Regions from separate parts of the Mus musculus genome. Here region 1 is linked to region 2. Evidence: chromatin loops called from intact Hi-C (ENCODE). Cell type or tissue: gastrocnemius. All regions are shown on one strand. Each heading gives the region's core, and the rest is flanking DNA. Links, peaks and the distances in the headings are about the cores only. Region 1 holds the start of Gm16863 (predicted gene, 16863). Region 2 overlaps Gm16863 (predicted gene, 16863).

Region 1 (11,109 bases), core at 1,284-9,283, 50 kb before region 2:
ACTCTTTTTACAATCTCTATGCATTAACTACTTGGGCACCGTATGCGGTGGAGTCACACAGTCTTGGTGTCCCTTCCTAAAATGTGTGCTTTTGTGCCTGGCTTATTTTACTTGGCATAACATCCTCGAAGTGCATCTGTATAGTGCAGCATGTGTCAGAATTTTCTCACTTTTTATGGCTAAATAGGATTCTGTGATCTGTCCATATTACATGCTTATCCATTCATCCTTTTATTGTACTTGAGTCTGTCTCCTAGTATGAATTTGGATACCACTTGCTTTTTTATTTGCATTTTTAAGTTGGAGCAATGCTATGTTGCACAGATTGTCCTCCAGTTCCTGAGCTCAAGCAAACCTCCTGCCTCAGCTGCTTGAGTAGCTAGAATTCAGAGGTGTGCCATCAAACTCAGTTCCTGTTTTCAAACACCTTTCCTACCTGCTCTTTCACCTTGGACTAAAAACCCACACACATACTCACCCTGGATCCCTAGAAACTCACATACAAACTCACCCTGGATCCCTAGAAACTCACATACAAACTCACCCTGGATCCCTAGAAACACACACACACATACTCATCCTGGATCCACAAAGCAATTTTCCAGAACCATTCTAGTATCAAAAATCCTTTCCCTGTGGTTCCCACAAAATATATAAAGCTCCCCAAAATTCCAATGAAATTTATTTCTCTTCAGTCTAGAAAACACACACAATCTTTATAAGAGCTTGCTTTTTATACTCAGAAGTGGCATCACTTTAAGAGGCTCTCCCATCGTCCGTCAAAAAGAAGGTCTTTGCTCAGCCTGTGGCCTTCCAGGTGCCATCTCTGTCCTTCCGTTTCCTGCCAGTGTTCTCCGAGTCTTCCAACCTCTCCTGCTCCCGCACCCCCTGCCACTTTCTTAATGCCCTGCAATCTGGCTTCCAAAACAACTCAGCTCAATCTGCTCCTGCAAGGTCACCGGTGGCTTCTGTCTTAGCTGCTCCACTTGCTGTATGCCTGTATCATCAAATTTATTTATTTATTCACCTTACATACCAATCCTGGGCCCCGTCCCTCCCCTCCTCCCAGTCCCACCCTTACAAATACCCTCCTCCATTATGCTCTCCCCTCTCCTCAGAGAAAAGGAAGCCCCCCTTGAGTACCACCCAGTCCTGAGTCAGCCAGACTCAGCGAACCTTAGCACATCCTCTCCCACTGAGGCCCCACCAAGCAGTCCAAGTAGGGGAAGGAGATCTAATGGCAGGGAACAGAGTCAGAGACAATCCTGCTCCAACTTATAGGGGACCCACATGAAGCCCAAGCTGCACCTCTGCTACATATGTGTGGGAGGCCTAGATCCAACCCCTGCACACTCTTTGGTTGGTGGTTCAGGCTCTGTGAGGCCCCCGGGCCTGGGTTAGTTGACTCTGTAGGTCTTTCTGTGGTGTCCTTTGACCCATCCTCATCTTTTCTATTCTTCTGGTCCCTAGTGAGACTGAACATTTTCTCCTCTGCCATGTCTGCCAGTCCCTTTACCAGTGACTTCATCCCTGACCCACGCCAGCAAACCTTGAAGCACACAGTCAGGGCATCTCTTGCATCGTGTCCACCCTCATTCAGACATGAGTCTCTTCTGTCCCCTTTGCGGGCTGTCTTCCATCACCCTGTTATTTTAGCCTCTCATTCCTCCTGGGTTGCCCCCTGCATGCTATTTATCCTGAGAGTAGACCACTCACTGCCTAAGTCACAATGATTCCTTTGCTTGGCTGTGTTGTATCCCTGTCTAGGCTGTTTCTTAGGGGCAAAGCCCAGTAGAAAACTCAGTAGCTAGTCTAGGCCTAGAACGAAGAGCTGATCTCAGACTCCCCACCAGATGGAGAGGCCACGCAACCATAGGCCTGGAGGACCCTGACTCTAGTGAGACCACAACTCCCCAGCAGTGATGCTATTATTTAAGGTGCACAAACCTGGAGACTGAAGACCTCTGAACACAAAGAAGCAACTCAGAACTGGCAGGGAAGGTGATGGGAGGCAGAGGAGTGGCTAGGGTTGCTTCTGGGTCTGACACCTTTGGTAGGTGAGCTTCTCTGCTGTGTCACCCAACTTACTGGCAGAAACACTACCCTGTGACTCACTCAACCTTCCAGGTTGTAACTTTACAATCCCTGCTCTGAAACTTCACATAGGAATCCCTTCCTTAAACACAACGCAGTCTGTCTCCTCCAGACATTTGAACTAGATAAACAGGAGAAGCGTAGTGTTCTGGGCTGCTACACAAAGGGCAGACAGAGAGTTCAAAGAGGGAGGCACATTGTGATTAGATCAGAGAAGACTAGAAGAGGTGTCTAAGTTCAGTCCTAGCATAAATAGGCTTCAAAGCATGGGAGAAATGCAAAAAAGGAAACAGTAGAGACGGAGTTACTATGCAGCACAGGAAAGTAGCTAACCTGCCCTACCTAGTCTTCTGGTTTACACCTCTTGGATTCTAAGGACGGCTTCAGGTTGACTAGAGATAATTCCCAGAATTCTCTCCTACAGAGAACTGGCTCTAGCAAACACACATGGTGGAGGGGAAATACGAGGGTCATGGGCTTTGAAGACAGAGCAAATTCTTGTGGAAATTCTTCCCCTGCCTCTTTTAAATGCTGTGCCTAACTAATACTGGCTCTAGAAGTCTGTTTCCCTGACTGTAAAATGGATCACAATAGCTTAGGAAATTGTTGTGTATGTTAGAGTGGTGTGTGTGTGTGTGTGTGTGTGTGTGTGTGTGTGTGTGTGTGTGTGAATATACGTGTGTATGTGTATGTATGTGTATCTGTGTGTGTATGTGTTTGTGAATATGTCTGTGTGTGTGTTATCTGCTATATACATAAATGCTCAATACACAGCCCCAGCCCCATTATTAGCACTGCTTTGGCAACTAGCACTTCCACATAAACAGCCCCAGGGAAAAAGACCAAGTGGCACTCTGTCAGATTTCTCCATCCTCATATTCTGGCTCCAGCCTTCCTTCATCATCTGCTTTGGATGTGGTGTGGTAGAATCAGACAACCCAGTTCTCATTCCACTTGGCCGCGTGTGAGCAAAGAATTTCAATTCAGTGTCCTTATCTGGATGGCAGGGCTGGTAACTTGTATCCTGGGAGGCTTCTGGGATAAAGCTTTATGATGCCCAAGTGTTGAAGCTCCTGCTGGCACACCTAGGGTGAGTAGTGTCCTTGCCTTTCCTCCCACTGTCCCAAGACCCCATGTGGGGTCCAGGGCTGGGCTGTGGGTCTGGGTTGCTGGGTGGTGGGGTGGAGTGTGTAGAGGTAAGAACCAAGAGATGAATGCATAAATAACTAGCCATCCTGGTCTCGCTTCAGAAGTCCCAGTCTCCAACCCTTTAATCATGGAGCTGCTCTTCCCTGGCCACCTTCCAGGGCGCCGCCCACTCACTTCCCGGAGGAGCACGGTGCAGGGAGCCTGTCTGCTTCACATGGCATGCTTCTAATGGATCCCAGGAACCCAGGGGGGCTGCCTTCCTCAGCTGACTCACCCTGCGTCCAACACCCCCCACCCCACGAAGCTTCCCAATCCTAGAACTCTCTTTACCCTCTCTACCGCCACAGGGCTCTCCAACCTGCCTTGCCCCTAAGCCCTGCAATGCTGGAAAGGGGGGTCAGACAGGACACTGTCCTCTCTATAGTGACCATTTGTATGGCCAGTCCCCAAGGCCTGATCGTTCCAAGAGTTCTCATGGGACAATGGAAACCTAATATTAGAAAGTGAGCCAGTCTCAGAAAATCCAGGACATGTGTTTGCCATGTTGGTTAGCAGTCCCCCCCACCCCCAGGCGAACCTCTCTTTATTCAAGGCGGAGTATTCCTTAGGGATCAAGAGTGAGAAGTATGTTGGGGGCGGGGAGAGGGATTGCATATGAAATCACATTTGGCAACTTGAGTCGTATTTTAATGCACTAATGGAGTTGGCTTCTTGAAGAAAAGAGCTAGTGAGTCTTTCTCTCATATGGGAATGAATTCATATGGGAAAGCATTCCAATAGAAGGAGCTATTTTTAGATTTGGATATACTGGGTTTGCTTAAACTGAGGCACACCGGGTGTTCAGTTTATAACCCTCTTTGTTTGAGGTCTCCCTCCCTGAGTTTCGGAGGTACTGGGGTTCAACCCCCTGTTCTGTCCTTTGCATTCTTGGTGAAGGTGAGGCGGGTGGTGTAGGAGACAACAGCTTCTCTGAGCGCTTCCCATCACATGACCTCAGTTACAACTCTGTGAGTGGCAGAAAGAGTTGGAAAGATGTGAGTTGGGGGGAAGGAGGCGGGGGGGGGGGGGCGGCAGCAATGTTTTCCTGAGCACATCAAATCAGGTCGCAGCAGCAATGGGCTCATGAGATCCCCTTTCCCCAAGACTCTACCCCTAGAAGTTCTTCAAAGCAACATCTGCCTGCTTGGGACAAGCATGTGCCCACTCCCAATTCTCTGTTAGGTCTGCAAACCTAAACACAACGTGCTTTTGTAAACCGTCACCTCCCCCCCCCCCCCCCGGGCTCCCCTTGTCCTGAGTGAGTTCCTCTCCTGAGCTTTATACACTGAGCTCTGGCGGACAGCCAAGCTGGAAGGTAAGGGTTAGCAAGTCACCTTTGCCAGAGAGTTGTCCAAGCACGGCTAGCCTGTGCCTCTCGGGGAGTCATATGGTCCTAGGCTAGGAAGTCCTTAGCAAGCCCTATGCCTCCAGTCCCTTCTAGACATGTGAAGAAACTGAGGTCAAGAGAGAGAGATCTTAGTCAGGGTCACATGGCTCCGTCAAGAATCAGTGGGGGCCCCTCCCCCACTCCCTCTGGAGTGCTGCATCTCTGGCTGCCTGAAAAGCCTCCAGTCTGTCTGGGCAAGGATCGTGTCCCTCATTAGTCCACGCCCAGAGTTCTGAGTAAGTGGTGTTGGCTGACGGCTGACAGCATTCTTCACAAAGAGACAATTTGAGAAGAGCTCTAGAAAGGCCTGGCGTTCCATCCTTGTCTTTGGGAGGCAGTGTGGTGCAGGGAAGGAGTCCACCTGTGGCCAAAAAGCTTGGGCTCTGGTGAAATCAGGGTGCTCTTGTGTACAGAGAGCCTGGCAGAGGGTTCAGCACACAGCAGGTGCCACAGTGGAGACATTTCTGGAATATTAGTGCTGATCCTGATACTGTGTGTCCTTGAATAAGTCAACCTCTGTCTCAGGGTCTCAGTTATCTGGGGCACGGGATAATCCTGCTTCTTATCCACATGGGAGACTCACAGGGCTTCAAAGATTTGTAAAAGATGAGTTTGCTCTAAGCCTAAGAACAAGGAGAATGGGGAGGTTCAGGACATGGTTATGCGGTTATTTGTATCATGCCGGGCATGGTGGCACACACCTTTAACCCAAGCACCCAGGAGGCAGAGCTCTGAGTTCAAGGCCAGCCTGGTCTACATAACCAGTTTCAGAACAGTAAATGCTACATAGAGAAACCCTGTCTAGAAAAAGAGAGAAAGGAGAGAGAGAGAGAGAGAGAGAGAGAGAGAGAGAGAGAGAGAGAGAGAGAGAAGAGCTTGTATCACTCTTTCAGAGGATCGGAGGTTCTGTTTAGTGTCTAGCATCCAGGTTAGGCAGCTTACAACTGCCTGTTACAGGCTCTATAACTGCTTTCAGGGAGTTCTGTGGCACTGGATAGCCCTTTAAACCCCCGAGTGAGAAATGCAATTGAAGAAAGTGCCTTGGACTCAGAATAGGAAGGTTCCCATTCCTTTAGCCTCATGCTTAAAGTGTTCCCACCCCTCAAGCTTCAGGTGCTCCTACCCCTCAAGTGTCAGGTGCTCCCACTCTTCAAGCTTCAGGTGCTCCCACTTCTCAAGCTTTAGGTGCTCCCACTTCTCAAGCTTCAGGTGCTCCCACCCCTCAACTGTCAGGTGCTCCTACCCCTCAAGTGTCAGCTTCAGGTGCTCCCACTCCTCAAGTGTCAGGTGTTCCCACTCCTCAAGCTTCTAGCCCCATAGCTTGTTTCTTTCCATCATCTGTGAAGACAGAGTTCTAGGTCCAAAGAGGTCCAGTATGGGCTAATGGCTATGAAGGACAGTCTGAGGCCTGGGGTTTTGGAGGCATCCAGAGTGGGGCATGTTGCAAGATGAGCAGCTGGGCCCAGGCTGTAGGTGCTGACAGAGCAGAGAGTCTGCCCTCCCTCTTTGGGAGTGAGTGACAGCAGCAGGTCCAGGCCAAGTGGCCTGATGGGGCTGTCAGGCCTCTTCAGCGACCATGAGATCCCGGAAATACCAGGGCTGGGAGGGGTGGTGGGGGGACAGAGGCTAACCTGTCATTTGAATCTCTGCTAGACTATCCTTCAAGTCCTGGCCACACTGACTGTCTTGCCTAGCACCGTCTGCTGCCACCAGACCCCAGCCCTGAGCTTCCTCTCCTATCGAGCTCCAACACCATACTCAGAAAGACTTTGTGTTTTTCAAATTAATGCAATTAAGAGCATTTAAGTTTGTGAATGATAGAGGGTTTTTTTTTTTCATTTTCTTTTATTTGATTAGAGAAATTCCCACCGCACAGTTCCTCCAAATGAAACCCAGACCTGAGGCCCATTGTTCGGAGGGCTTCCATGAGAATGTGTTACCTTTCAATCTCACACACTAATGTGTTTAGCGTTACAGTCCCCCCCGGGGCGGCTGCAGGAAGGATCTGGAGCCTTGATTAAAGCGGCCTTTGCTGGGCAGGAATGTGGGTCCCTCCACCCGGGAGTCACAGGGGCTGGGTGCTTGGCTAGGCGGAGCCTCTGCTCAGATGGCCAGCAGGGGACTCAGATCCCTGGCAGCTGTGCCCGCCCGAGTGGAATTGGTCCTTTCCCCCTCCACTGCTGTGGGTCCTCTGAACCTCCTGCACCACCCTGAGCCCTATCACATTTATCAGCCTACAACTGGACACTGCACGCACACCTTCGTCCCACTTTTTGTCTCGTTTTTGTTGTCCCTCCCTCTGTTCTTTTTCTCCTTTCTTCTTCCCACCTTTCGGTCCCCAATTACCATGTGGGTCTGGTGGCACAGAGACATCACACTGTTCCTCCTCGGCTGGTCCAGGGCCTGAGCTCCAAGGTGAGGCAGAATTAGATCCAAAGCTAAAACTGATTAGAGCAATGTGCAGGAAGGCCCGGGAAAGGGAGGATGGTGGGTCAGAACCCCTGTTAAAAACCTTGACTAGTGCCAAGTTTAAACAGGATGTTGAGTCGACACCTTCCTGCCCCAAATCACCAAAGGCTCAGGCTCTGCACTAGGAGGCCAGGTTCTCTCTCTCTCTCTCTCTCTCTCTCTCTCTCTCTCTCTCTCTCTGTGTGTGTGTGTGTGTGTGTGTATGTGTGAATGTGTATGTGTGTGTGTGTATATGTATATATGTATATGTGTGTGTGTGAGTGTGTGTGTGTGTGTGTGCAATGTCCTTCGTATATATATGTATGTGTAGTCTTCCTCATGTTTGTGTGTATGTGTATACGCTAGGCCAGTGTCCTGGTATAGGAAACTGGTAGCACTTCATATCTTTAACAGCCCAAGCCAGGATCCTAGAACATACTGTCAAAAGACCTGGCCAAAATGACGTAAGGCTGGAAAACAAGACTTTTGAGCTGGGACTCAAATGAAAACCAAGCATGTGGACTCTCAGAAGCCACTTAGCTATACCCAAGGATTTGGGAAGAGCTTAGGAGAGACTTGTGATACATACTTCCCCGCCCACCCTCCCACCCCATCCCCCCCACACCCCCTACCCACCCCCCCCCCATCCTCCCCACCCCCTGCTCCTCAGCTCCTTGGCCTGCTGCATTCCTGGATGCCTCCCAGTCAGTCCTCAAACCTCCACAGAGACTACATGGGCACACATTGTTGACCTAGCACTTGAGGCTGAGGAAGGCAGATCTCTGTGAGTTTTAGGGCAGCCATATCCACACAATGAGACTTGGGGTTGGTGGTGATGGAGGCCTGGGCTGGGATTTCTCTTGCAATCGCCACCAGGCTTCTGCAGAAGAAGGCTGCCCCGTGGAGACATGAGTGGAAGCAGGGAAAATTTGAGTCAAAGAAGACAGAAGTCAGTTTTGCTACACCTGGAGAACAGGGAGATTTAGAAACATGGTCCCACCTGGTCCTACCCTGCCCCCTCTACCTGGGGTCTCAGTTTTCCAGGAAGAAAAGAACCCCATATGAGGCTGGGAAAGTTGGGGGACCGATTTACAAGACTAAGTGCTGGGGTTCATTGTCCTTTTGTTCCACATAGACACTAACCCAGGCAATAGTTGGCCGATGAGATAAATCCACCTACACCTTCAAGCTGTTCTGCCCCACACAGGGCTCAGAATGTCTAACCCTTGGACCAGTACCAGGGTTCTGCCACAAACATCTGCCAGGGCCAATAGCCCTTGGGGAGCAGATACATAATGTAAACTACTTTTGGATGAAGGAATCAGAAAAGGAGAGGTGGCGTGGGGGAATCTGGAGAGCAGTGGGAACTGCGCAGGAATTTGGCTTTAGGTCTCTCTTGAGCCTTCTTAGACAATCACCTTATGTGAGTATCTCTCAGTTTCCCATGCTTCAGGAGGGCTGGGGAAGGGTGGATGATCCCAAAGGTGCACAATCCAGAGACTGTCTGATTGTTCCTGTCGGGCCTTGCCAGTTGGCCTTTATTCCCCCTGCTGGGAAACTTGCTTCCCTAAGCAGGATTTTATTCAGCTAATTTTCAAATTTTACTCATGATTTCCAACCACCAGCAATGCTTCCCCAAGATGACCAAGCTTGGCTTTTGCCTAGGCTCTGATCGAACCACACAGACAAAGAGCAGAAGACAGGACGGGGGTTCACTAGGACAGCACCTTGAAGAGCAGCATTTTGCAGGGTCTGAATTAGCTGTGTCTGAGACTAGGTCAGGGTCAAGAACTGCCAGGGAAAGTTCGAGCTCCAGGAGGAGTTCCCATTAATGCCACCTTCATCTCCTCTGAGGCCCTCCACAGGCACGACCACACATGTCTAAGGCTTCGGCAGCGGTTTGAGTCTGAGTGTGTCTGACTGAGGGGTTGGAGCTCAGGAGAAAGACTGACTGCTCAGGGGTGAAGGCTACTATCTTGTTGCAATTTCTGAGGCATTCTGGAAACTCTCCCTCTCCCAACACAGCACCATATGCTTGCAGAGTTGCCTTCACTGACAGACAGGAGAAGAGGGAAGGGCCTGTTGCTCTGGCCTAGCTGCAGCGAAGAATCATCTTGGAGTTTTGATTTTCATGGAAATGAACCATTTTATCTCAGAACTCAGGGGGGCAGGGAATGAATTCCCCTTCCTTAATGCAGATGGACTGAATTCCCTTTGCTTTCTTGCTTGAAAAAGAAGAAAAAAGAAAAAAAAAATCAAAAGCTGCTGCCACTTGCACTCTTGGATGGTGCCTGATAAGGCTGAGCTGGGTGCTTTGCAGCAAGCAGCCCTGCTTGGCTAGGTGCAGTAGCCTGAACCTGGCTTTGAGTTTGGTATGGAGTTTGAGTAGGCCAGTGAACAGTTTGACTCAGGTAGGGAAGAGTCTGAGAAGGACGCTGGAACTTCCTGGCGTCCTCAGGAAGACTTTCAGGCAACACTGTCCTGGACTAGGTCTAACACTCTGTCTCGACTCACAAAAGCCTACTCTGAGCCTGGGCAGACAGTCCACTCTCTGCCTATGCTTGTAACGGTGACTGAGTGTGGTCGGTGCCAGGTGCTTAACCTTCGTTCTCTCATTGGAAAGCCATTATACAGGGTGAAGAAATGAGGCTCCAAGTGTTTAGGTAATCTTTGAGATCTTACGGCTAAGGCCAACGAGGTGGCTTAAGAGGAAAAGGCCCGTGCTGCCAAGCCAGATGACCTGAGTTCAGTCCCCAGAATATGCATGGTAAGAAGAGAGCCAACTCCCCCACAAACTGCCCTCTGATCTCCACATACGTGCCACTCCCCAACCATATACAACATAAATAAACATAGATCACATGGAATTTGAAGTCCTGCTTCTTGAGCCTGGGTTCTTTGTTCTAAACGAGATCCTTCCTGATTTGGGTTGCAGCTAACCCAGCCCGGATCCTCCCTCTCTTCTCTTGCTCCACCCCTCACCCTTACTTCCAGCTCTGACATTCAACACTGAGGCACCATGCCAAATAAGAACAACTTCCCTCTTCTAGGCTCCCTTGGCCTTCTGTGTGCCTTCGTGGTTCTTAAGCGTGTCCCCAGATTGGCAGCATCAGCACCACATCCCACCTCAGACTTGCTGAATCAGAAACTCTGGGCACAGGGCCCGACAGTCTGCTTTAACAAGGATTCCTCTGATTGTGACACATGACAAGCACCGGCTGCCTCGTGCTTCTTCAGACCGAACAAATCTTGATAACAGTTGAGGGTGAGCTTAGGTCTTGTTGGAGTCTTTGACACCTGAGCCACCTCATCAAGTGTGTTACGAAGGGATTCTGAGTGGCTGAAAATTAGGTAGCTGAGGCTGTTTTGCCTCCCTCTGCTGTTTTTCACTCTTGCGTTAGCCTCATTCTAGTTCAGATATAGCTGACAGAAGAGGCCACTGAGCATCATTAATACTCCTCCCAGAACTGGTTTCAATGGTTCAATCAGAAACACTTAACACACATCATTTAGGGGTTGGAGAGATGGCTCAGTGGTTAAGAGCATTTGCTGCTCTTCAAGAGGACCCTGGTTTGGTTCCCAGCACCTCTACTGGGCAGCTCACTATTGCAGCCTTAATTCCAGTTCCAGGGGATCCTGACTTTTTCTAGCTTCCCCAGGCACTGGCACACATATGATACGCACATATATGTCTGCATGACGATCACATACACATAAAATAAGGATAAATATTTTTTAACTCCCTGTTTTGAAGGGAAAATCATCTTGGACCATGTCAGTTCTTGAAATGTCTAATAGCCTTTGACCCACAGTCCACAGTTCAGCCCAGAAAATGACTTCCTAAACATATTTATCCTGACAGTAAATCAGGACAAATGACAGGGAACCTCACTAAGGAATACTCTAACTACTGAATTGTCTGTCTTTCCTTTTGAATCTGTCCATTTTTGTTCCATGTATTTGAAACACTTTGTTGGTTGCATATATGAGTA
Region 2 (11,109 bases), core at 1,529-9,528:
ATAAAAGACCTTTCAGAGACTCAGAGTGGAGCAATACCCAACCTTAGAGACTGAAATTCCAGTCTAAGAAAAAGTTTGACTGAAAACTGGGTAGTGGGGCATGCCTACAATCCCAGCACTAAGGGAAATGGAGGTAAGGTTAGGAGTTCAAGACCAGTCTGGACTATGCGGCACCCTGAAGAGGAGTGGGGTCGGGGAGAGAATAGTTAATAGTTAACTGCAAAGAGTTTTGTCTTTATAACTGCCAAAATATTTAATACTGTTGATATTTCAACCCAAATTCAAAACATATTCTGAGACCTTAGGAACATGGAAAGCGGTTTAGTAGAGAAACATGGTCTGAATTGACAAATCAATTCATAAGAAGAGTAAACGCACTGGAATTTGGATCCCCAGAACCCACGTGGCAGCCAGGTGGGCATAGTGGCCCTCCCGTAATCCCAGTGCAGATAGACAAAGGCTCAGCAAAGCAAGCTAGCTAGCCAGATTAGCCAACACTGGGAGCCTCAAGTTCAGCAAAAAACCCTAGCTCAATATAGACGGACTGCAAGTGAGGACACCTGATGTCCACCTTCAGACTTCACACACGTGATCACACACATTCCCACACACATTTGAGAGCCCACACATGCACACATACACACCACACACATATATACTCAGGAAAAAATCAAAACCGTAATGCCTGGGAGGAATTTGTGAGTCAATGTATGGAAAAGCACAAACCTGTCTTGGTGAAGGTAACCCTTTCCCATCTCCTTAGAAGGGTTTCACTTTGCTTTCCAAGTCCTGTAGCCCAGCTTCGTCTGTATCACTGCCCAGTAGCCCTTCAGTCCCTACCCTCTCTCAGGAGAATTTTTCCCAAAATCTACTTCCCACTTTGAGCAATACTGAACTGAAATGAGGGCAGCCACGAAGCATCCCATCTCTCTCTCTCTCTCTCTCTCTCTCTCTCTCTCTCTCTCTCTCTCTCTCCCTCTCCCTCTCCCTCTCCCTCTCCCTCTCCCTCTCCCTCTCCCTCTCCCTCTCCCTCTCCCTCTCCCTCTCTTTCTCCCTCTCTCTCTCTCCTTCTCCCTTACACTTCAACCCTAACTGGCCTTTACTGTTCCTTCCTGCACGGGTCCCGGCTCCCAGGCTCCTTCTTCGGAACCTGATGGACACCATCAGTTATCTATACCCCACCCCACCCCACCTTCGCCACGACTAAGTTCAGGTGGGTCCCAGCATAACGCATGCACACGCACAGGCTCACGCGCACGTGCTTCTCGACTCTGCTCCCACACCATTTCCCATGAGCTTTTATCTCCAAGCCACCTCCTTCTAACAAACTGCCATCAACCTATGGACCTCTTCACTCCAACTCTGTCAACAGTGAAGAAGGGAATATGATCCTGGCTCCCCTGGCTGGATCCTCTGTGTTCTCCAGGACTTCGCTCTTCCTACTTCCGGACCTCACCTATTCTCCAGAACACCGAAGGTCAGAAGGTCCATCTTTTTGCAGGCAGAGACTGCCCGAGCTCGTTAAGAAACCTGACCCACACTCTCTCCTTAGAGAAGGAAACCGAAGCTCCACGACGCCCCCAAGTAACTTCCCCAAGGCCACCCAGCAAACGAGCCGTAGAATTGCCTTTTATCGTGGAATCAAGAGCTTCCGGAAGTTTCCGGCTCTCCGGAACTTCTTCCTTCTGGTCAGGGTCCTTCTACTCGCAGCCCAGCCAGGTGCATATTAGCATAAAACATCCCTAGGTGGGACTCTTTCCGCCCTGGCGGCTCCCACGCCCGCGCCTGCTGCCGGGCTCTGGCCTCTGCCTGGGCACCGGCTCCTTGCCCGCTTAAGGTTCGAGCACCTGCCGGGAGGCGCGGGAAGCGCTCGCCCGGGTACGGTGCACCCTCCCTGGCTGGGCCCGCTGCCCGGTGCTCGCAGCGCTCCTGAATATGGGACGGCTTGATTGACCTTGGCAAGAGGCAGCCAAGCTCCCAGAGGCTTGCCCTCCCCATCCCCTCTCGGCGCTGGCGCCAGAGCTCTGGTTTCTTCCGCCACTACCTCTAGCGTGCGCCCAGACAGGATTTTGGGGAGGGGTCTTGGGAGGAGCCAAATCCGACCCCCCATTGCGTCCTGGCTGGCCCGAGATGAGCTAGTGTGAGCGTCTTCCTGCAAATTAAGTCGTCTCGGCACTCTCCATCCGGAGGGCACTGGGGCAGCAGTCGATGTCTCGGCGGACCCGCTGCTTCCTGAACCAATCCAAGCCAGCTCAGGGTCAAGAGGGGGGTGACAATTGGGCCCCTCACTAACTTGAATCTAGCTAGCTTCCAAAGGTTTCCAAGAAACCCTTCTCTTCTGCCCCATCAGCACAAACAGCCAGAGAACAGATCCAGTTCAGTGGTGCTATTTCTTCGGAGACGTCGGTGGTCCTTAGACAACGCCATCTCTCTGTTTTCCCACGTGTGAATCTGGGCAACAGTATTGTCTTGTTTGTTTGCCTGGCTGGCTTTCCTGAAGATCCACTAAGCACCCTCAAAGCACACCGCGGGGCCTTCGTATCCTCATCCAAAGGGCTTGGAGAACTCTGGGACAGTTCCCACCGCTTAACAAACGTTGCCTGTGTCTGTCGTTTTCTGTTAAAAGAACTTGAAGCCCTCGCCCTTTGATAGAAGGGGGATGAGAGAATGTAATATGCTTTAACGACTGAGATGAAGAATTTTGGAATATAATTGTATTCTGGGGAAGGGGTGGGGGAATCCTAAACTCCCAGATTTTCTCAGGAAACAAAACTCAAATGAAAGACCGGTTCCCAATGTCTGCTGTTTTACAAGCAATGTGGTTTGTTGTTGCTTAATTACAATCAGACCCATTTTATAGAGGGAACTGAGGCCTGTAAAGTAATGCTCCAAGATTACAGACTTCTAGAAACAATGGCGTTAGTGACAAAATCCACTCCTTGGCATCCTACGTTCTGTGCTTTCCTTCCGGCCTCTGAGCTGCCGTCGGGCATGCCTATTTTGCGCGCGTTGCCCTTTCTGTGTTTTCTCCTGTGCTTTATCGCTTTCTCCTTGGTACTGGTGATTAAAAAGTAAAAAAAGAACCAAAAAGTGTATGGCCTGCGTTACTGTGCTGAAGGAAACGGAATGGGGAGTGTTTAAACTGTCCCTGGGTTCAAAATAGGCAGGTTGTGGTGGGGGAGAAGGAGCCTGGGGGCCCAAGCAGGGAAAGTGAGATTCCAGCAGCTGGAGCCAATGAGTGTCTTCATAAGCCCTCAGATCCCCTCTGGCTGTAACCAGGAGAGCCTCAACACAAGCCCTTAAAACCCGGAACGGGGACAAATGTCACTCTCCTAAACATTGCACACTTGAGACCCTAGTCAGCTCCCAAAGTGTCCAGCTAGGGGCTTTGGGCAGGATGCTTGGCCCACAGGTGGCCCAGCACTAGGGTTGTGCCCTAGTGTGAGTAGATGTCTGGCAGACAGGGCACCTCCACGGAAGACAGACAGGCATTCAGAGGGTAAGGCTGGGAGACAAAGGTGGGGAGGAAGCGCTAAAATGGACATGGAACCCGGGGGGAGAGGCGGACAAGGGAACCATTCAGAGGGCCAGAGAGCAAAGGGAGGCCTCTAGGGAGAAAGGAGAGACAGATAGCAGGGAGAAAAGAGACAGGCAGGCAGGCAGAGGCAGGGGAGGAGGAGAGAGAAGCCAAGGGGAAGAGTGTGGAGGGGTAGCGAACTCAGGTCGAAACTCAGACCCGCGAACCGGGAAAAGAGAGCAGAGAAGCAGGGAGAGAGGGCCGCAGCAGAAAGGAAGGGTGCGGGGGAGGGGAGCGTAGCCGAGGGAGAGCGCAGGGAGGCGGGGGCCGTGAAGGATCGGGAGGGGAAGGGCGAGGGAGAGACGCCCAGGAGAGCTGAGGGGCCTGGCGGTGGGACTGCGTGCTAAGCCTTTCTCGGTTTTTGGGGGGGTGGGCGGCGGATCTCCGCCGAGATAACCCAGCCAAGCCCCCTGCTCCCCGTCCCAGCGAGGGGCCGCAGCTGTATAAATACCGGGGGTGGGGGAGCCGGGCTGCTGCCCAGGGGTCAGCGACACCGGAGAAGGCTTTGCTGTCATTAGCTAATTGAGCCCCAGATGTTAAGAAAAGGTTACATCCTCCTCCGGAGAGTTTTTCTTTTTAAACACTTTACACAGAGTCCCCGGCCAAAAATGTCCAGGAGGACGCTTCCCGCTCGGGCCTCCGCTCCCTCCCTGTGCAGCTTGTCGCGGGGGAATCCCAGTGGCCTGCCCGGAGGAGGGGCGGGGACCACCGGCGGCGGAGCCAGCCCGAGGGCCCGAGAGAAGGCGACGGGGAGCGGGGACCCAGGGAGCCCGGCTCGCGGACTCCTAATCCCACTGAAGGCTGCAGATCAAAGGCGCTGGTGCGCTCCCAGGGCGGGTGGGGGTGGGGCAGGAGGGCCAGCGGCCAAGCCGGGCTTCCAGGCTGAGGCTTCCAGGCCCAGGACTCAGACTGTCACTAGGGTGAGCTGGCCGGGCTGCCTCTAGCGCCTCTCAGAAAGTCGTCAAAGCGCCCCCACAGGGCTTTCACGGAACAGAAAAAGGGGGTGTGGTGCCTGTCTTGCAGAGAACAGAGCTATACATAAACCAGGCACTTGACAAGTATTCTTTCAATTAATCCTCACAGTAATCGAATGCTTTTAAAATCTTTATTATTCTTAGTTCATAAAAGAGGGAACAGAGTCCCAAAAGGTTAATAAAACTTTTGTCCTAGAACACTCACTTGCGTGGACAGAGCTGGAATTCAACTCAAGTACTCAGGGACACCTCCAGTTCTACAAACCCAGCCCCTTCCCTCTTCTTTCCCATCCCCTTGTTTTGTCCTTCCAATCCCCCTAGGCATCACAAGAAGCGAGCCACCCACCTGTGGCTCTGGCTCGTGGGGGAGGGAAGAGAGTGCGGTGCCAAGGGCGTGCCCATCGTGGCAACAGCTACAGGCTAAATGTGAAGGATGGGGCTGGGCAAACATGTGCCCGGGTTGAATCGCAGCTGAAAGAATGTTCATGCTCCCCCTCCCCAGAGGTGGGGCTCTCTTCTCAGAATAGAACCAAGCAAGTTGGAGCTGGAAGGGGCCTTCAAGAAGATGGGAGTCACCCTTCTTGTATGACAGATGTGGAAGCTGAGACCCAGGCAGTAAGTCCCACCCCACCCCATGCTGGGGGTGAGAGCAGACCCAGAGCGGTGGGACCAACACCCAAGGGAGGGTTTCCATCCCACTGTAGATATAAGGGAATGGAAACTGAGGTAGAGATTAAAATCAGAAAGGACCCAAGCTGGGGAAATCCATCCTACACCTTCAGGAATCAGACCCTGCCTCCACCTTGTTCCCCAAATGGCCTAAACACTGACGTCTTTGCAGAATGCCCTTTTGAGTGTGTGTGTGTGTGTGTGTGTGTGTGTGTGTGAGAGAGAGAGAGAGAGAGAGAGAGAGAGAGAGAGAGAGAGAGAGAGAGAGCTGGTGGCTCTTCTGGACTTTGAGGGTCTTATGATGCAAGATAGAGCTGGATCCTCAGACTCCCTTGGATTTCCTGGGGCCAGAGGTGCAGCTCCCCTCTGGGTGGGGCCAGAGGCCTTGTCCAGCTGCTCTGTCCCAGACCTGCACCTGCTTCACCAAGGATGGTATCTCTCTGTCAACGCTGTGGCCTCCCAGCTCAGCTCCACACCAACTCCGAAAGCCTCTTTCTCCCACTGTCCCCTTTCCCAGCCCCCAGGGACAGGACAGAGTAGTCCTGTCTCACCTTTTGGTGCCTCCTTCCTGACTGGGGTTCGATGGTTCATCCATAACTGCAGTCACCAGACTTGTTCCGGTACTTATAACTTGAAGCAAGAAACTAGCACGCAGCCAACTGCCTTTTCAGGAGCTTACAGTCTGGAAGAAGGCAGAATTAGCCAAATATAAATATAATATGTTTGTAATTACACCCTGGTGTTACACTTGTAGCCAGTAGGCGCTTTAAGAAGCTGTAGCAATAACACTGTGTTATGGGATGACTACTGAGAACACAGAGGCTAAAATTAATAATGATAATAATTTCAAAAAGAGAAGGGTTGAGGCAACCCCTCAGGTGCCATCATGATCACACACGCAAGCCCACATAGCAGTTAGTAAGCAATGGCTGTCACACGATAATTAATATATAATGGCAATAAAAGAAACCTCATTGGTGCCCTCTGGGCTCCCACCTGGTTCCTTGGAGCCACTCCCACAGTTGACCTCCCACTAAGTCAGTTTTATGGATCTGTGAAAATTGTCTGGATAGCTCCCACCTCCTGAGGTCAAGGCAGGAGGAATCTGGGGCCCTCCCCTGTGTGCTGCTGGATATGTGGACAGCACCTCCTGGCTTTGAACCATGGACCCTCTGAGCAGATGGCTATCATCTCTCCCACCATTCTGGGTAGGGCCTGATCCAGCTTTACAGTTTGCAAAGGCTGGAGGCCAGGCTAGAGAGGTCTGGCCTCATTGAGTCTTCCCAGCCCATGGGGCAGCATCACAGATAGTATTGCCACAACCAGATCCACTGAGGCAGAGCACAGAGCACACCTGGAACCCATCAAGCCAGGAGAGATTCAGCTCTTGGCACAAACAGAGCAAGTGGAAGGTTTGCTTTGGCTGCCTTAAATTGTCCACATTTTAGAGCCTTGGACCCAAGGGCCTCCAATGCCCCAATAGACAGACAGGAAGACAGACAGGCAGAAAGACTGTGACATCAGGGGCAGGTCCAGACTCATCTCAGTTCCTTGGCACCTCTGCCTCAAAGGCCTCTCTCTCTCTGATGTTGAACAGCACAGGAGGTCTTCCTGAAGCATGCAAGCTGTTTGTTCCCTGGAGCCATGCAGGGTGGCCATCAGAGTCACTAAACCCCAGATCAGGAGGGCAAATGACCTGCTCAAGGCCATTGGGTTTGTAGGTGGCAGACCTGTTTGCTACCAGGGCCAGTGGGGCCTCATCAAGGAAGGAAGAAAGACTTGGGATTGCTGTGAGGAACACAAAGCACACAGCGCTGTTGTAGCTTGAGACACCAGCTCCTGACCCCCAACTGTTCAAGGCAGCTATACCCCCCAGGTCAGTGTCCGCTTGACCTTGGTGGGAGAGGGGGTGGTTGTAGGCTCCTGCCAAAGCCTGGAGAAATAAAAGGGACCTTGTCCCGCCCCACACAGGGCTCATTCTCTCTAGCCAGCCCAGCCCCTGCAGACCAGTGCCAGACATTCAGACTTACAGAAGAGTGGCTTTCACCAGGGGGAGCATCCTACCAGCCTGAAGCCCATCCTACCACATTTGTAGCTGTGAAAACTGAGGTGAAGAGAGGCGAAACCTCCTAAGGCTGTACAGAGAGTTACGGCCAAGTGGTGATTCAAACCCTGTCCTTTGTCTCCCTGCCTGTAGCCTCTTTTCCAGAAGCCTGTGCCTCACCCGAAGCCGGCAGCCCTGCCCACCTCCCTCCCGCATGGATGTCTAGCCACAGCTGTGCTCTCTGACCCCTCTGCGCTTCCACAGAGGGGTCAGAAAGAAATGCTTGCTGGATACCCTCCACTTTGAACCTCTCAGCTGCCTTGACAGGCAGGCGATGGGTGCCCATCCTTGGGAGCGATCAAGCAGAGATTGCAAGCCCACCTGTTGTGGAAGTTGCAGAAGGACCTTGCTGTTTGAGAACTGCTTTCTAAGCCATTCACAGCTGAGGTGGCTAGAGGAGTCACAGACCTTGATCAACCCAAGTAAATGCGAGACCTAGCAAGCAAGAGGCCTGAGGCCCAAAGGGCCAGCATTGCCTTAGTTCTCAGAGGCTGGCTTCTAGATAAGACTGACCTGGGCAAGGATCATTTTCTCACTCGTCAGCCACCCCTTCCTCTGGTCTTCTCACATGCCCACAAACACTAGCAGCCCGTGCCTTCAGGTCACAGAATTCTGTCCTATATGAGGGTCAGCCAGCAATCTGGAGGCCCGTGAATTTGATTCTGTTGCCCCTACACCCTGGGACATGGACTCGTGGGACTGCAGCAGGCATAAGGTCCTGGAAGTCAGCAGTCATTGGGGAAAAGAATAAACAATAGATTCCAAGTGTTTTAAGGAGGTTAGTTAGACCAGCCTCCTGCTGGCTTTTTCTGGCTAAACTGGCTTGGCCCAGTAGGTTTGTCTGAACTCAATGGTAAGGGCCTACAGTAGCCAGGGGACAGTGTCTGCCCACCTACTAACCAACCACTAACTACACTCCAAGGATTTCCTATGAGGAAAGAGTCCTGACAGCGGGAGAAGAAGGGATACCTGCCAAGGGAGGAGAATCATAGATTGGTCATAGAGATGGGTTGGTCACATTTTCCTGGAAAGTCAGAGCACGACATAGTTGCAAGGAAACATTATCTATGGACCAAATGCATGGCTGTGTTTCTCTCAGAACAGCATTAACTTCAAATGTGAATCCCTATTCTGATGGGTGATTTCAGTATATGGTTGACACCGAGTGTCCCTAACAGGGACAGGAAGCCATTGCAAGGTGGTATTGACTTTCAGTCACCACAGGACTCCAGATGGGACAGGGTGAAGGAAGAACTTGAAAGGAATCTTATGCCAGGTGTGGTACAGAGCTTTCATCCCAGCACTCAAGAAGCAGAGGCAGGCTGATCTCTTTGAATCTGAGGACAACCTGGTCTACATAGTGAATTCCCTAGGATGAGGGCCCAGTAAATGGCTGAGGCTGGACCTTCACTGGAGGCACGGTCAGTGGCTGCTTAGGACAGTTTATATCCAAGTACGTGTTTATTGATTATGCAATACCTTCCCAGAGTTACTCTGTCCCACTGAGGCGGTGGCCAAGTGGAGGTGCTGGCCTTTGTGTGATGAGTGGGGACAAGAGACTCAAGGATCACTTAAGAGAGGTGGGAGTGCTGTGGGATGGGCTGGAATGGTTTGCCACAATGCTGAACTGGAAGCTGTAGCCCCTTGATTCTCATGAATGATTAAGAATTAAAGGAGAGGGGCCTGGTGAGATGGCTCAGTGGGAAAGAGCACCCGACTGTTCTTCGGAAGGTCAGGAGTTCAAATCCCAGCAACCACATGGTGGCTCACAACCATCCGTAACGAGATCTGACTCCCTCTTCTGGAGTGTCTGAAGACAGCTACAGTGTACTTACAGATAATAAATTAATTAATTAAAAAAAAGAATTAAAGGAGAGAAGCTACTTTGAGAAGGCTGTGAGCCCTGCAGATGCCTGAGAGATAGACTCTGAGAGACCTTACACTGGGAATGTGTGCTGCCAGGACTTCACATACATTAGCCACTGGCAGACAGCCCTGCCAAAGCCACATTTTGACATTCACCTTTCAGATATAAACTGTGAATCTAAAGGGCTCTGGAATCTCACAAGGCCACATTTACCAAGTGGTGGAGTCCAGACTCCTAACCTTTGACCCATTAGCTCTAGACAATGATCCTTTTTTTTTCTAGCAAGGATTGAGAAAGCTAGAGAAGCCATCAGGATGGAAAAGTGGGATTCTGCCTCTGGCAATAGTCATTCCCCCCTCACAGGCCCACAGCAGCTCCTTACTGAGGAGATGGAGGCCTGCAAAGGTGAAATAACCTAATGTCAATGCCTTAGCAGTTGAGCCAGGCCTGAATTGGGCCATAAAAATGTTGTGAGTGGCAAGTGGGGGTGGGGGTGGGGGGCGCTCCCCTGTCAATCTGTCACAGCCACCCCAGTTCTGCTGGCAGTCATGATGTTGTTTTCAGAGACCCCTGCCACCACACACACCTGTTGATGGTGTTGGGGGTGGGGTGCTGCAGCCGGGTGCTGTCCTCAGCGAGCCCTTCCTCCTCTACAGCCCATCCAGGGTCTGTGCCCCTTCCCCAGCCCTGACCCCCAAGGGATCCTGGGTCTCTGGTTTTTGTCAGGCCTGAGAGGCTGGTGGGATTGATTTATGAAAGGAGTCCCCACCTCACACTGAGCCCTGATCCTCCTCCCTCTCCTCCTCTTCTTCCCCCCAACCCCTCCCTTGCCTGACTGCCTGCTCAGTTTTCCACAGAGTCAGGATTTCCCTGGGGCTGGGGGCTCCAAGCCAAGAACAACACGGGACTGGTTCCCCCACCTCTCCTACCCCTCCTATTTCTCTCTAACTCTCTCACCACCCCTGTGGCCCTCCTCAGTTAAAAGGAAGGGGTTGAGAGGAGAGGTCCAAGCCCAGCCCAATCCCAGAAGAAGAGCTAGAAATAAGATTCTATCCATCAGGAGTCAAGAGGGTCCCTTCTCATTCCTTGAGAAGTTGCTGTTGGGAGCTTGGTTGGGAACTCCATAGAGAACTTAGAAAGAGCAGAGGGAACCCTGGGAACTCTTTGAGGTAGGACAGGACAGGAATAAACAAGACTGAGACCCATACTCTGAGGGGGAAGGTCAGGGAAGCCATTGAATTTCACAAGGAGAGGAAAGCAGAAAGGGTTTGGGAGAGACACTGCTGAGGTGGGAGCCTCCGGGACGCCTGTTATGGAGGCAGTCAGGGGGAGACCGTTCTCTGGTAGTTAGTGGCCAGAAAGAGTTGAGGAGGGGTCACAGGCTGAGTCAGAAAGCAGGAGGGATTGTCATGGAACACAAGCAGCACCTTGAATGAGGAGTAGTGTTTGCAGGGCAGAAGGCCAGCAGACCCCCAGGGTGACAGCAGGATAGGGACATTAGTCAGGACAGCACATACTGGCTTGGGCTAGAGTCCTGCTTCACCTGGTTCTGAGGTTGTGTCTTCGTCCTTGATCTAAGAGACGAGAGCCAGGACTGGCATGGCAAAGAACCCCGTTTTCCCTCAGAAGAGTCAGACACAGTGTGATGGCTGGCCAGGAAGCTAGTGCCAGAGGACGAACCTACTGTCCTGGATCCTGTCACTGGCCTCTCAGACTGTTCCTAACCACCTCTCTCATCCCTCTCTAGGCAGCATGAACCCAAATGATCTCTCCAAGGTGCCCTCCCTCACACAGAAGTTCCTTTGATGAAGTCTAGAGGTTTGGTTTTCCTTCACACAGGATCTTGCCTGGCCCTAGTGGCGACCTATTACCACCCCTCCCCCATTTCTTCTCTGTGCTTATCTCCAGGCATTCTGCA

What was found. Hi-C counts contacts between places; a loop is a spot of excess contacts. Peaks named below come from ENCODE experiments on the same cell type or tissue, not always from the same donor. Only the 100,000 strongest peaks of a DNase experiment are listed, where the experiment ranks them.
Region 1: a loop joins it to region 2, with 2.3 times the contacts of the local background. A loop is called at or near these places in 6 of 42 quality-filtered maps.

What each region holds. Positions count from the first base shown.
Region 1 is chr16:21,288,846-21,299,954 of GRCm38, reverse strand. Gm16863 (predicted gene, 16863) reads left to right here and starts at 3,083. Exons shown (of 5, transcript NR_046162.1): 1 at 3,083-3,184. In gastrocnemius, for the core only: CTCF peaks have their summits at 4,781 and 4,999; DNase peaks (open chromatin) are centred at 3,419, 4,621, 4,797 and 6,761; H3K27ac peaks cover 2,274 bases.
Region 2 is chr16:21,239,475-21,250,583 of GRCm38, reverse strand. Gm16863 (predicted gene, 16863) reads left to right here. Exons shown (of 5, transcript NR_046162.1): 5 at 1,373-3,085. Among named protein-coding and RNA genes, the nearest start is that of Mir7680, 11 kb to the left of the region's middle. In gastrocnemius, for the core only: a CTCF peak has its summit at 4,549; DNase peaks (open chromatin) are centred at 3,905, 4,518, 5,018, 5,119 and 1 more place; H3K4me3 peaks cover 2,035 bases; H3K27ac peaks cover 1,300 bases.